Linked DNA regions of Homo sapiens: all the other regions are linked to region 2. The links are chromatin contacts, found by Hi-C or POLR2A ChIA-PET in ENCODE. All regions are on one chromosome and are shown on one strand. Each heading gives the region's core, a stretch centred on a gene start or an enhancer-like site at or near the end of the contact. The rest is flanking DNA. Distances are from core to core; before and after follow the strand shown. Region 1 holds the start of GYS1 (glycogen synthase 1). Region 2 holds the start of JOSD2 (Josephin domain containing 2). Region 3 overlaps SPACA6 (sperm acrosome associated 6).

Region 1 (4,320 bases), core at 665-3,164, 1.5 Mb before region 2:
CGTGTACGGCCCCACCAGGAAGTAGTTGTCGCCCCATTCGTCCCCTGTCACCTTCGCCTTCGTCTGCAGCACCGTGTAGATGCCACCCACTGTGGGCCCAAGCGTGTGAGGGCAGGCCCCGGCCGAGGTCCATAGTTCTGGGGCCTGGGGTGGGGTGGGCCGGGGATGTAGGGGGCACTCAGGCCCCAGACCTCTAGCTCAGGGGGAAGAGGGGACTGGGAGCCCATAGTTTGGAGTAGGGGTTGGAAGCTTGGATGAGGGGAACACGAGGGCTGGAGGGCAGTCCTCCTGGGTCTAAGGGAGAAGGGGGCTGGGGTCAGGACCCTGAAGGAGGAGGGGGCTCAGGCTAGACTTCTGGGTCTGAGAGAGAAGGGGCTGGGTGCCGGGACCCCTTGGTCTGAAGGAATTAGGCACTGGGGCTCTAAGGATGGCAGAGCTGAGGACTGACTACCCGGACTCAGGTTCCCGAGTTCCCAGCTCACAGGAGCTGGGTTTAAATCGCAGCCAGGCTCCAAAACCCAGTGAGGGAGACCCCCTCATGGCCAATCCAGCTTCTCACCATTGCCCAAGAGAAGCCTGCATGGTCATTCCCTGCCCCCAGGGACCTTGCTGACCTGCCTCCCAATTTCCTCTCCCTGACTAGGGACACCAGCATGCAGGGCTCTGCCTCTCCCATGACCCTATCCCAGACCCAGGAGCCCCAGCCCCCAGCCTCCTCCCATCCTGGAGCCCAGGCCCTGGCGATACCCGGCTGGGTGTTCACGGGCCCCCTCTCCTCCTGGGAGACACAGTCCCTTTCTCCTCCAAGACCCAGCAAAGCAACCCCCCAGACCCTGCTCTTTGAGGTGTGAGATTGGCTTGTTCCTGGGGATTTCAGCCCCAGCCTTCTCCAAGGCCAGAACCTCAGCTTTCTGAAGCCCAAGACACAGAAATGCAGGCTCCTAGCCCCTCCCATCCTAGGGCCCAGCCTCTGACTAACTTAGGACTTCCCAGCCTTCCCCTATTCCAGTACGCATGTGTCCCAGGCCATGGGCTCCTCTACTCCTAGGAACTAATAGCTCAGGCCCTCAGCTCCTTCAAAGCCCAGGCATTCATTACAGTCTCCAGCCCGTCCCATCTTTATTCTTAAGCAGCCAGATCCTCAGGTCCTCCCACCGCCGCTCAGGCCTCCTATCTCCCAGTCAGCTCTCTCTCAAATCTGGAGTTTTATCCCCTAGACCATGCTGTTAGGGTCATAGGTCTGAAACCCCGGCAGCTTCCCAGGTTTGCACGCAGAAATCCCATCCCCCCATCCCCTTCCCTGTTCAGGACCCAGGTATCTAGTCTCTCGGAAGCCTGCCTCCAGGACCTAGGAGTCTCATTTTAGCGCCCTCTTCCCTAGGACCCAGAACCCGGGCTTCCAGCCTCCTTTCATCTTAAGTCAAACGAACCATCCCTCTCCCACCCACCTCCGGCTTCCCAGCCCCTCCTCAAGGACACAGCCTCCTTGCCCAGGTCACAAGGGTTCCCCTAGTAGCCCCGTCCTCCTACAACTCAGAGTTCCGGGCCCCCATCCACTACTGTCCTTCTCGTCAAGGGCCCCGACGCCTGGCGTGCTCACCCTTGTTAGCCACCTCCCAGGCCACTTCGAAGAGCACTGCGTTCTCCAGGTCGAATTCATCCTCCCAGTCCTCCAGTCCTGGCAGTGAGGACATGGACAAAGTGCGGTTTAAAGGCATGGCTGGCGCAGGAAGGGGGGCTCCGGGGATCTCCAGGTAGGGACCCCGGAGGTGTCTAGGGAATGCACCAGGTAGGGTGCGGGGCCGAGTAGCTGGTGCCCGACGGGAAGCTTGCAAGACGCTCGGCTTCCTATTGCAAGACCGCACCCCTGCCCCGAAGCGTTGGGACCTAGGCAGAAGGAGGCCGCAGCGTCACTGAGCCCACTGGCGCCCCTGCAGTGAAACCTCGCAGCCGCCAGGAGGCGGTGGCCGCCCCCCCCAGCCAGCGCCATTGGCCCACGCCCGGGGGCGGGGATTTCCGCGTGTCCTCATTGGTGGAACGGGTTGGAGTCGCTGTGTCCCGGCCCCGCCTCGGCCGTGAGACCTCCAGGGGGCGGAGCTTGCCGCTGCGCTTTACGGAAACGAGTGGCCTTCAGCTCTGTCAATCTGGAGCTGGAGGCCTCAAAGTGGGGAGGAGGAGGAGGGTGGGATAAAGAGGAAAGGAGCGTGGAGGACGTGTGGTTACTCAAAGAACAGCTAAGAATTTTGCAATCGGCCTGAGCGGGGCGGTGGTGGGGCTGAGCAAAAGGAGGAGGAGCCAGGAGACATTGGGAATGGACCCAGGAGTTCCGGACGCCCGTCTTCCAGCGCAGCCTCGGTGGGAGGGCGGGGCATAAAGTCCCGCCACGCCCCCACAATATTTACATATTTATGAGGAACCATCGAGATCTTTGAAGAACCAGCTAGCCTAGAGGAGCCAGAACATCTCGCTCCTCGCGCGTTTCCGTTTCCGCTAGGACTCTGGCAGTTGGTGAGCATCATGGCAACCGTTGTAAGTGTGGGTGCATGGAGGGTGAGGAGCGAGCTAGCAGTCTCGAGTTTGAGAGAGGAGGATGCTGGAGGCCCTGACTCCTGGGTCTGAGGGAGGGGGGATCTGGGGGTTCAGACTCCTGGGTCTGAAAGAGGAGGAAGCTCGGCCACCCAGATCTGGGGGAGAAGGGGACATGGGGGCTGGACTTCTGGATCTGAGGCGGGGAGGGGGCTGGGATCCCAGAATCTCGGGTCTGGCCCCATCATGCTATAGGAACTCCAACTTTCAAAATCATCTTGGCGCAACGGCCGGTTCCGCAGTCCTTGGCGCCAGTGTGTGATGAGGAGGGTTGTAGGACCTTGCGCTTCGAGCCATTTGGGAGCCTTGGATTGTTAGTGGTGCCAATGGCACTTGAGTTCCAAGCTGGAAGCACAGGCAGGTACCTGTTCAGTGTGTCTGAGAGCGCGAGGGCGCCTAGTGAGCCTTTAGTGGGAAGAAATTGTCGAGGAACAAGAGAGTCTTAGTGGAGAGGACTGAAGGATTAGGGACCCAGAAATCGGGATCTTGTCATGCTACCGTTTTGGCCATTTTCATATTTCCAGTATTTCACACGGGCTACGTCTCAGTGTAAATGCTCAATAAATTATCACTTGAATATTTGAATGAATGAATACATGTGAATGAAGGAGAGGCCAGGAAACTTGGCCTGGCACCTGCTCAATTACCTGAATAAAGAAGCGATTTTGGCCTGGCGTGGTGGCTCATGCCTGTAATCCCAGCACTTTGGGAGGCCGAGGCGGGCGGATCACTTCAGGTCAGGAGTTCGTGGCCAACATTGCGAAACCCCGTCTCTATTAAAAATACAAAAATTAGCCAGGTGTGGTGGTGCAGGCCTGTAATCCCAGCTACTCAGAAGGCTGAGGCAGGAGAATCGCTTGAACCTGGGAGGCAGAAGTTGCAGTGAGCCAAGATCGCGCCACTGCATTCCAGCCTGGGCGACAAAGCGAGACTCTGTCTCCAAAAAAAAAAAGGTAATGTGACCTGAACTTAGGGACTGGGCTGGGCTTACAGGTGCCTCAATTTCCATGATGAGCCCAGTCAAGATGGAGGAAGGGAGGGGGAGAAAGTTGTTGGTAGCTGGGGATGAGATTTGAGTCTGTTGCTGTCACCAGGGCAAGGAGGAGGAGGAGGTGGATAGGGAAGTAGAAGAGGAAGGCTATGACCAGAACTACCGTGGAGAAAGTATTGGAAGTATGAGGGGACGGTGTGTGCTGAGTTTTGAAATGACCTTGGTTTTCATGGGAACAGCGGGCAGCAAGGTTTTGGAGAGACTTATGATGAAAGAGAAAGTCTTTATAGGAGACAGTCCTTGGTAAGGGGCCTGTTTATGTTGAGAGAGCTACATTTGGGATTCCTGGATTCATGTCTTTTTTGTGGGGTGGGGATGCCTAGTCTTCTGCTTGTAGTCTGGGGGTAATGTTCTATGCTCCTGGGTTCCAGCTTCCTATAGGAGACGGTAGGTGGGAAGGTTCACACAGTGACAGGGAAAGCTTGTGACCATTGATGGCCAGAAAGTCTAAACGATTGGCTCCAGAGGGAGGAGGCTTCCTCTGGGCTGGATAACTGCATGTCCTCTCTAGGGGAAGAAGAGAAGAAAGACCTGTGGGCTGGGCACAGTGGCTCACGCCTGTAATCCCACACTTTGGGAGTCCGAGGTAGAAGGATTGCTTGAGCCCAGGAATTTAAGACTAGCCCTGGCAACATAGCGAAACCCTGTCTCTACAAAAAAATAAGAAAATTAGGCCGGGTGCG
Region 2 (3,861 bases), core at 1,244-3,743:
CGTGTGTGTGTGTGTGTGTGTGTGTGTGTGTGTGTGTGTGTGTTTCCCTCACCACCCTTAGGCTGGCACTTGTGTCTGAGTCATCTCAGGGTCTCCAGCATGGCTTTTGTATGAAAGAGCTGATGGGTCCTTGTTGCGAATGATAGAGGAGATGACTAAATACCATAATAATCAGTCTGAGGGGCTGGGACTCTTAAGATGTCCGAGAGCCGGAGGAGGCTTGGAGCAAGAGGCAGGGGAGGCAGGGCCATCTCCAGGTGTAGAAAGACTCTCTAGGATCAAGTGGGGACTGAAGGCAGGGACAGACTGGAGGCCATGGGCAGGCTGGGCAGGAGAGGGTCAGGCCTGAGCTGGGGCCAGGGACATGGGGACAGAGAGGAGGGAGTGAGAGATGGTAAAGGAGTGATTTTTTTTTTTTTTTTTTTTGAGACAGTCTTGCTCTGTTGCCCGGCTCACTGAAACCTCTGTCTCCCAGCTTCAAGCAATTCTCCCACCTTAGCCTCCAGAGTAGCTGGGACTACAGACATGTGCCACCACGCCCAGCTAATTTTATTTTTTATTTATTTTTATTTTTTAGTAGAGACGGGGTTTCGCCCTGTTGGCCAGGCTGGTCTGGAATTCCTGACCTCAAGTGATCCACCCGCCTCAGCCTCCCAAAGTGTTGGGATTACAGGTGTGAGCCACTGCGCCCGGCCAAAGAGTGATGTTGGACATTGTGAATAGTGAAGAGGAACATTCCATGCTGGCAGAGAAGGAAGCCATGCCGGGCAGAAAGAAGTACCTGGAAGCCCAGAGGCCGCACAGAAGGGCTCACGGGAGTGGAGAGTCTGGTTTGAGGGGGGCCGTGAGGGCTGAAGATGCGGAGGCAGGCTCGGCCTCCGCTATGAGGAGGGCCCTGAGTAGGGCGGGGGCGTGTTTAGGATGGACTGGAGAGCTGTGACAGGGCCCAGATAAGAGATGCCTGAAGCTGGGTGAGCCTGTAATCCCAGCTACTGGGGAGGCTGAGGTGGGAGGATCACTTAAGCTCAGGAGTTCAAGACCAGCCAGACCTTGTCTCTAAAGAAAGAACCACTGGGCCGGGTGCAGTGGCTCACGCCTGTAATCCTAGCACTTTGGGAGGCCGAGGCGGGTGGATCACGAGGTCAGGAGATTGAGACCATCCCGGCTAACATGGTGAAACCCCGTCTCTACTAAAAATACAAAAAATTAGCCGGGCGTGGTGGCGGGTGCCTGTAGTCCCAGCTACTCGGGAGGCTGAGGCAGGAGAATGGCATGAACCCGGGAGGCCGAGCTCGCAGTGAGCGAGATCGCGCAACTGCACTCCAGCCTGGGCAACAGAGTGAGACTCAGTCTCAAAAAAAAAAAAAAAAGAAAGAACCACTGGATTGAGGTCTGGCTGGGGCTGAGGCCACAGGGACAGACAGGCACAGGAGGCAACATCTCCCCAGAGTCCCAGCGTCTAGCTTAGGCAAGTGAGCGCGGAGCAGAAGAAAGCCCCCAAGGCTCAGCGCCTGCCTGGCGGCGAGACCCAGGTGGGTCACTCCGCCAGAGCTCTGCTGCTCCAGGGGCTGGGGTGGGTGACGGTCACCTCTTGCAGATCTCATCGGCAGCCTCCTGGCTAAAGAGCTGCTGCTGCAGAACGTTGTTGAGGGCGTGGACAGCACACAGCTCCAGGCGCTGCCGTTCGTGGTACACGGTGGGTGGGCTCGGCTGTGCTCCCGGGGCCTGGGACATGCCGTCCTCGGCTCCTGCTGGGGGTTGGGAGGGGGAGAAGGTCCTCAGGGGCCCGGGATCTAGAGGTCCAGCCTCCCAGCAGGCCTTTGGGGCATCGCCATTGATTGAGCTGGGACTCGGAGCAGCCCAGGAAGACACTGGGCCCCTGACCCCGCTCCCTGGCAGTCTCCTGGCAGCACACGTCCCTCCATCCCTTATTCCTATTCCTACGAAAAACGCTGTCTCTTCTGCTCCCCTAGCAACAGAAAACCACCCTCACCAGGTCTCTAAGTAAAAGGGTCCCTATCATGGTCACCTAGCAACAGAGGAACCTGCCTCCCCGTCCCTAGGTAACCAGGGCGCTCTGTGGTTACCTAGCAACAAAGCCCCCTCCCCACCGCACTAGGTAACAAAGTCTGTCCTCCGAGCACCTAGCAATAGAGAATCCTCCTCCCCTGTCTCTAGGTGATAGGGTCCCCTCTGGTCTCCTAGCAACAGAAGACTCCCCTTCCCCGGTCATGTAGCAGCGAGGCTCTCTGCTCTTGTCACCTGGCAACGGGGCCCCCTCCCCAGTCACTAAGCAACAGGAGTTCCTCTTCCTATCACCCAGCAACCAGGCCCCCTCCCCGGACACCAAGGAATGGAGCCCTTCGCCGACCCGCACCCCAGCCACGGCGCTCGCCCTTTGCCTGGCAACGCCCCTCACCCCGCCTGCCTCTCCGCTCCACCGAGCCAGGGGTTTCCGCATCCCCTTCCTGGGCGGCGGCTCTGGGCTCCGAGTGCGGGGCGGGCAACACCGCGCTGACTGGGCAGGCGGGACGGACTACAGCTCCCGGTGATCCCCGCGCGCCGGACTACGACTCCCGTGGGGCCCCGCGGGACTCCTGCTCCACACGGAACGCCCGGGCCGCGTGGCCCTGAAGTCGGCCGTCGGGCCTAGGAAATGCCGCACTACAACTTCCGTCGGGCTCCGCGGCAGGTCCCGGAAGTGCGCCTCAGAGGCCCTTCTTTCGCATACGGCCGCGCCCACTACTGCTCAGAGATTCTAGGAAACTTAGTAGGTAGGCTCTCGCGATAGCTTCCTGGCGCCGCGCTCTCATGGGTGCTCGCCCCCGGCGATGGCGTCATGCGCGGTGCGCAGACGCAGCGTGACGTCACACAAGGGAAAGGGATCAGAGACGCCAGGCGGTGCGGGGGGAGGCAGCGGTGATCTTTACTGAGTCAGAAGGGAGACCCTGGGGAAGTGGGGCAGGGCAGGGGTGGGATGGTGGTGGTGAGAGGCCAGGCAGATGATCTTGTCTCGGGAGGGAGGAGGCTTCTCAGCAGAGATGGATCCCCGGCCTGGAGGGGAGCTGGCAGCAGGCTGCGGGGAGAGGGGAATGAGCGAATGAGACAGAGGAGAGATGAGGAGACAGACGCCTGGGGGAGGCAGTGGTGGGAGGAGGGGACAGGGCAGGGGGGCGGTGGAGGAAGACCCGGAGAGAGCGGGACAGAGCCCTGGGGGTGGACAGAGACAGAGAGAGTCTCGATCAGAGGCGGGCACAAATGGAGACATCTACAGTGCCAGGATTCAAAGTCATGGAGAGAGGTTAAGGAAATAAAGGTCAGAAAGAAAGAAAGGTCAACAAATACAGAACCAGAACTGCAGAACTAGTGAGAGCCCGGGACCCCCAAGCTCTGCAGAACACAGGAGCCCAGGGCCGGGGGAGAGGGGCCTGGCCGCACCCAGGAGGCTCTGCCAGAAGGCCGTGACGGTGGCGGAGCCGGTGACCGCGCCTGGCTCGGCAGGGTTCTCTCTGCGGGTGTGCACAGCAAAGCTTCGGCCCGTGGGGCCCCGGGGTCCGCTCAGCTCTACATCCACCACGTGCATGTCCGTGAGGCTGGGACAAGAGGGGCAGTCAGTCTGGAGAGCCTGGACTCAGCCCAACACCCTGCTTAGCTCTGCTCACCTGGTATCAGCCACGAGCACCCCAATCACCCCATCGAAGCCCAGGCTGGGGGCAGCCAGGGCAGCCGCCGCCATGGTGTTGGAATTTCGCGGGGCAAAGGGGCAGAGCCCACGGACAGGGCCTTCGTAGAGCACAGTGCAAGGCCCAGGGCTGTGGGCTGCAGCCAGGGGTCCCTCAAGCCGGAAGCCATCGGGGTGTG
Region 3 (4,043 bases), core at 1,419-3,918, 1.2 Mb after region 2:
CCCCCCAACAAGCTACATGCAGGTGATGTCCAGGAGGACTTCCATCCTGGAGAGATTCAGGAGGCAGAAGAAAGGAGACTTAGGGACTTGTTAGCCTTCAACTACAGAGGGCGGGTGATGAGAAGAGGAGCAGAGAATATGGTAATGAGAGGGGTGAAGAGGGGCCAGGGAAGGGCAGATACCATGACAGTACGTCCTGTGAGCTAGGGCCAGCCTAGCCCTAGCCAGGCTAGATCAGAATGCAGGACCAAGGACCAAGCCCTGGGGGAAGGGCTTTACTACACAGGCCGTCCTCCCCTCCACTCTCCAGGATCCTTTGAGGTTGCCTTCCCTGATGCTGCGGAGAAAATGAAGAAGGTCATTACACAGCTTAAAGAAGGTAAAATACACTCCATCTCTCCTTCCCCAGACACACACACACACAATTAGAAAACCCCACTTTTGGCCGGGGATGGTGGCTCACGCCTGTAATCCCAGCACTTTGGAAGGCTGAGGCGGGCAGATCACTTGAGATCAGGAGTTCAAAAGCAGTCTGACCAACATGGTGATACCCATATCTACTAAAGATACTAAAATTAGCTGGGCGTGGTAACGCATGCTTGTAATCTCATCTACTCAGGAGGCTGAGGCAGGAAAATTGCTTGAACCCTGGAGGCGGGGTTGCAGTGACCCGAGATCGGCACTCCAGCCTGGGTGACAGAGCAAGACTCCATCTCAAAACGAAACCCACTCCTGAGACCCCCCATCCACTCCCCGTACAATCCCCTGGCCCCATCTCTGAGCCTCAGACCTTGAGGGACGACTATTTCCCCGCGTGGACCATTTTTGATCTGGCCCCGCCCCTTCGATGAAAGGTTTCGTCTCCAACTGAGCCCCTTTCCGGGACTACTACTAACCTGGCCACGCCTCTTCTCTAACTGGGCCACCACCTTAGCCTTGGTCTCCTGCAAGGATCGCCCAGGATCTAGCCCCGCCTCCTCGGTGGAATACACCTGGATTGCCCATCCCCATCAGGGCCTACAGAAAACCAGTGTGTTTCCCTCTAAACCCCAAGTAGAAGGCTGGCAGCAGTCCTGGGCCTGACCTCCTAGTGGAATGCTCAGGCTTGGCCCCGGCCCCAGGTGGAACCCAGCCGGCTTGACCCCGCCCCCAGGTTATGACGAAAGCTTGGCCCCGCCCCCTCGGAGCAATGCTTCGGGCCTTGTAACATTAGCTAGGGGAGCATCGGGCAAGGGTTCTTCCCATGACTGTAAGGTAGTGATGTTTCCTCTTCCTCCACAGCCCAGGCTTGCATCCCTCCCTGCGGTAAGGACTTCATCTAAAACTTGGAAATTGCGGGGTAAGGGAGGCGGTCGGGGACGAAACGTACGACATCAAGTGTGGGAAAGCGGGTGGGCTTCACATCCTTAGGAAGCCAATAAGATCCCTGGAGAAAAGGAAGAAAACCAAGTATTGCTCTAAATCCTCAGAAGGTGTGTGTGAGAGCCGAAGCAAACCAATAGGAATCCTAGAGGGCGGAGAGGAGTGAGAGTCGGCCAAAGACAGCAGGGAGGGCGGGGTCAAGATGCCACCTGGCCGATGGACCCCGGGAAGCTGCATGGATCTCAAATGGGCCAAGGGCCCCGGGCTTGGAAGGGCAGGTGGCGCCTAGACCCAGCGTTCCCGCTCCACAGGTCTCCAGGAGTTCGCCCGGCGTTTCCTCTGCAGCGGGTGCTACTCTAGGGTCTGCGACCTCCCGCTGGACTGCCCAGGTGAGGGGGCGGGGCCTCGGGGTGCAGGAGGCCAACCTGAGAAAAGGGACCAGAGCACCGAGGGGCATAAGCTGGTGGCGAGGCCAGACGTGGTCGGGGCCCAGCGAGTGAACCCTGCTCCGTCTTCAGTTCAGGATGTGACAGTGACTCGGGGCGACCAGGCTATGTTTTCTTGCATCGTAAACTTCCAGCTGCCAAAGGAGGAGATCACCTATTCCTGGAAGTTCGCAGGAGGAGGTGTGAGTCGGGGCGGGGCCGGCGCGAAGAGTTTAGACGGGCGAGTTAGCCTTCACTAGAGGTTGGGGAGTCAGCTTGCGGGGACGGGACTCCGGGAATCTCCGTCTAGACACAAGCATCAGCAAGAGGAGGGTCGCGGGATTTAGGGGAGAGCTCGAAGATCAGAATGCAGGACCAAGGACCTGGGGCGATGGCTCACGCCTGTAATCCCAGCGCTTTTGGAGACCAAGGCGGGAGGATGGCTTGAGCCCAGGAGTTTGAGACCGGCCTCGGCAACAAATTAAGACCCCTCCTCTGCCAAAAAATTTTAAAAACAGCCGGGGCGTGGTGGTGCACGCCTATAGTCCCAGCCACTGGGGAGGCTGAGCGGGAAGACTGCTTAAGTCCAGGAGTTTGAGGCTGCAGTGAGCTATGATCGCGCCACTGCACTGCAGCCTGGGCGCCAGAACGAGACCCTGTCTGGAAGAAAAAAAAAATACATAAATAAAAGCAGTTTCTAGGGGTAGGTTATGCGTAAGGGTTTAAGGAGTGAGGGGAAGGGGTGCGTTTAGGGCAGGGGAGCGAGAAGGCTCGGGGGCGGGCTCAAGGCTCAGGGCCAGGACTCCAGGGGGCGTGGTCTGGCTCGGGGGGCGGGGCTTGTAGGTTACTCAGTGGCAAGCCGGAGTTGAGGCGTTTAAACCCGCGTGTCCCGCAGCTCCGGACTCAGGACTTGTCCTATTTCCGAGATATGCCGCGGGCCGAAGGATACCTGGCGCGGATCCGGCCGGCTCAGCTCACGCACCGCGGGACGTTCTCCTGCGTGATCAAGCAAGACCAGCGCCCCCTGGCCCGGCTCTACTTCTTTCTTAACGGTGGGGCGGGGCGCGGCCGCGTGAGTGAGCGGGGTCGGGAGAGGGGTGGGGCTCGTGCCTGGCTGACGTGCGCGCCCCCGCAGTGACGGGCCCGCCCCCGCGGGCGGAGACAGAGTTGCAGGCCTCGTTCCGGGAAGTGCTGCGCTGGGCGCCGCGGGATGCCGAGCTGATCGAGCCCTGGAGGCCCAGCCTGGGCGAGCTGCTGGCCAGGCCCGAGGCTCTGACGCCCAGCAATCTGTTCCTGCTTGCAGTCCTCGGGGCCCTCGCATCAGCGAGTGCGACAGTGTTGGCGTGGTGAGTTCTGGGGACTCCGGAGCCCCAGCATCTAGCTCCCCGCTGTCTCAGATCCCACCGAGAAGTCTGGGTTCCCAGCAACCTCCAACCCAGGAGGTCAGGCTTTCAGTTCCTCCTCTCTCAGACCCACGAGTCCAGGTCCCAGCCCCTCTTTACTAGCCCAGGAATCCAAGTCCCCAGCCCCCTCCTCCCTTAGATCTAAGAGTCCAGGCCCCCAGCCCCTCCTCCCTCAGACCCAGGAGTCCAGGTCCGCAGCCCCTCCTCCCTCAGACCCAGGATTCCAGGCCCCAAACCCCTACTCCTTCAGACCCAGGAGTCCAAGTCCCCAGTCCCCTCCTCCCGCAGATCCAAGAGTCCAAGCCCCCGGACCCCCTCCTCCCTCAGACCCAGGAGTCCAGGCCCCCAGCCCCTCCTCCCTCAGATCCAAGAGTCCAGACCCCCAAGTTTCTCTTCCTTCAGACCCAAAAGCCCAGGCCCCCTGCCCCCTCCTCCCTCAGAACCAGGAGTCCGGGCCCTGTACACCTTTTTGACCCTGGTGTCCAGGCTCCGGGACCTAAGTTTCTAGTCACCAACCCCTCCTGTAACACACATACCTCTTTGTTTCCCCAGGATGTTCTTTCGATGGTACTGCAGTGGCAACTAACAAAGGTATCTTTCCTCCTTCCCTATCCTATTTCCATCCTGAAAATAAAGAATATATTTCAACTCTAGATTGTTTCATCTCCGAAGGTGGTCACTACTAACTCAGGTAGGAGGAGGTGCAGCAAGCCCACACATGCCCAGATGAATATGGCCCGCATAATGACAGTGATAGGCATAGCTATCCCAGTGCAAGTTAGGTGGGAACCCAGATACCCCCTCAGGTTACTGGCTGTCTCCTTGACATTTCCATCTGCAGAAGGCACCCTCA

The links. A loop is a pair of places that touch in the nucleus more often than their neighbours do. ChIA-PET counts read pairs that join two places held with the same protein, here RNA polymerase II (POLR2A). Pooled maps may share reads with other maps.
Region 1: a loop to region 2 is called in a map of naive thymus-derived CD4-positive, alpha-beta T cell, with 17 times the contacts of the local background. The contact joins the promoter of GYS1 here to the promoter of JOSD2 in region 2. A Hi-C loop is called at or near these places in 1 of 168 maps with a recorded cell type or tissue (naive thymus-derived CD4-positive, alpha-beta T cell) and 4 of 50 pooled maps. POLR2A ChIA-PET finds 5 or more read pairs at or near these places in 1 of 52 experiments (naive thymus-derived CD4-positive, alpha-beta T cell).
Region 3: a map of CD8-positive, alpha-beta T cell shows a loop between it and region 2 (9-fold over the local background). The contact joins the enhancer-like site here to the promoter of JOSD2 in region 2. A Hi-C loop is called at or near these places in 1 of 168 maps with a recorded cell type or tissue (CD8-positive, alpha-beta T cell) and 12 of 50 pooled maps. POLR2A ChIA-PET finds 5 or more read pairs at or near these places in 1 of 52 experiments (HEK293).

Annotation. Positions count from the first base shown.
Region 1 is chr19:48,991,395-48,995,714 of GRCh38, forward strand. GYS1 (glycogen synthase 1) reads right to left here and starts at 1,915. Exons shown (of 16, transcript NM_002103.5): 1 at 1,601-1,915; 2 at 1-89. The coding sequence starts at 1,718. It overlaps RUVBL2 (RuvB like AAA ATPase 2), which reads left to right and starts at 2,493. Exons shown (of 15, transcript NM_006666.3): 1 at 2,493-2,529. The coding sequence starts at 2,518. RefSeq lists enhancers at 1,472-1,611, 2,302-2,391 and a silencer at 1,822-2,181.
Region 2 is chr19:50,508,698-50,512,558 of GRCh38, forward strand. JOSD2 (Josephin domain containing 2) reads right to left here and starts at 2,494. Exons shown (of 5, transcript NM_001270639.2): 1 at 2,420-2,494; 2 at 1,589-1,751. The coding sequence starts at 1,734. It overlaps ASPDH (aspartate dehydrogenase domain containing), which reads right to left. Exons shown (of 7, transcript NM_001114598.2): 5 at 3,663-3,861; 6 at 3,439-3,593; 7 at 2,906-3,076. The coding sequence ends at 3,033. It overlaps LOC124904747 (a long non-coding RNA gene), which reads left to right and starts at 2,721. Exons shown (of 3, transcript XR_007067300.1): 1 at 2,721-2,774. RefSeq lists enhancers at 1,167-1,674, 1,675-2,181, 2,676-2,795, 3,099-3,688 and a silencer at 2,346-2,475.
Region 3 is chr19:51,701,348-51,705,390 of GRCh38, forward strand. SPACA6 (sperm acrosome associated 6) reads left to right here. Exons shown (of 9, transcript NM_001316972.2): 3 at 311-379; 4 at 1,282-1,305; 5 at 1,674-1,751; 6 at 1,881-1,990; 7 at 2,683-2,839; 8 at 2,923-3,133; 9 at 3,743-3,843. The coding sequence ends at 3,776. Among named protein-coding and RNA genes, the nearest start is that of SPACA6-AS1, 9.9 kb to the left of the region's middle. RefSeq lists a silencer at 2,820-3,019. Within about 2 kb of position 2,669, at least 35 of the 41 ENCODE cell types and tissues checked have a DNase peak (open chromatin) inside an H3K27ac peak, as active enhancers do; they include CD8-positive, alpha-beta T cell, where a contact is called at or near this core.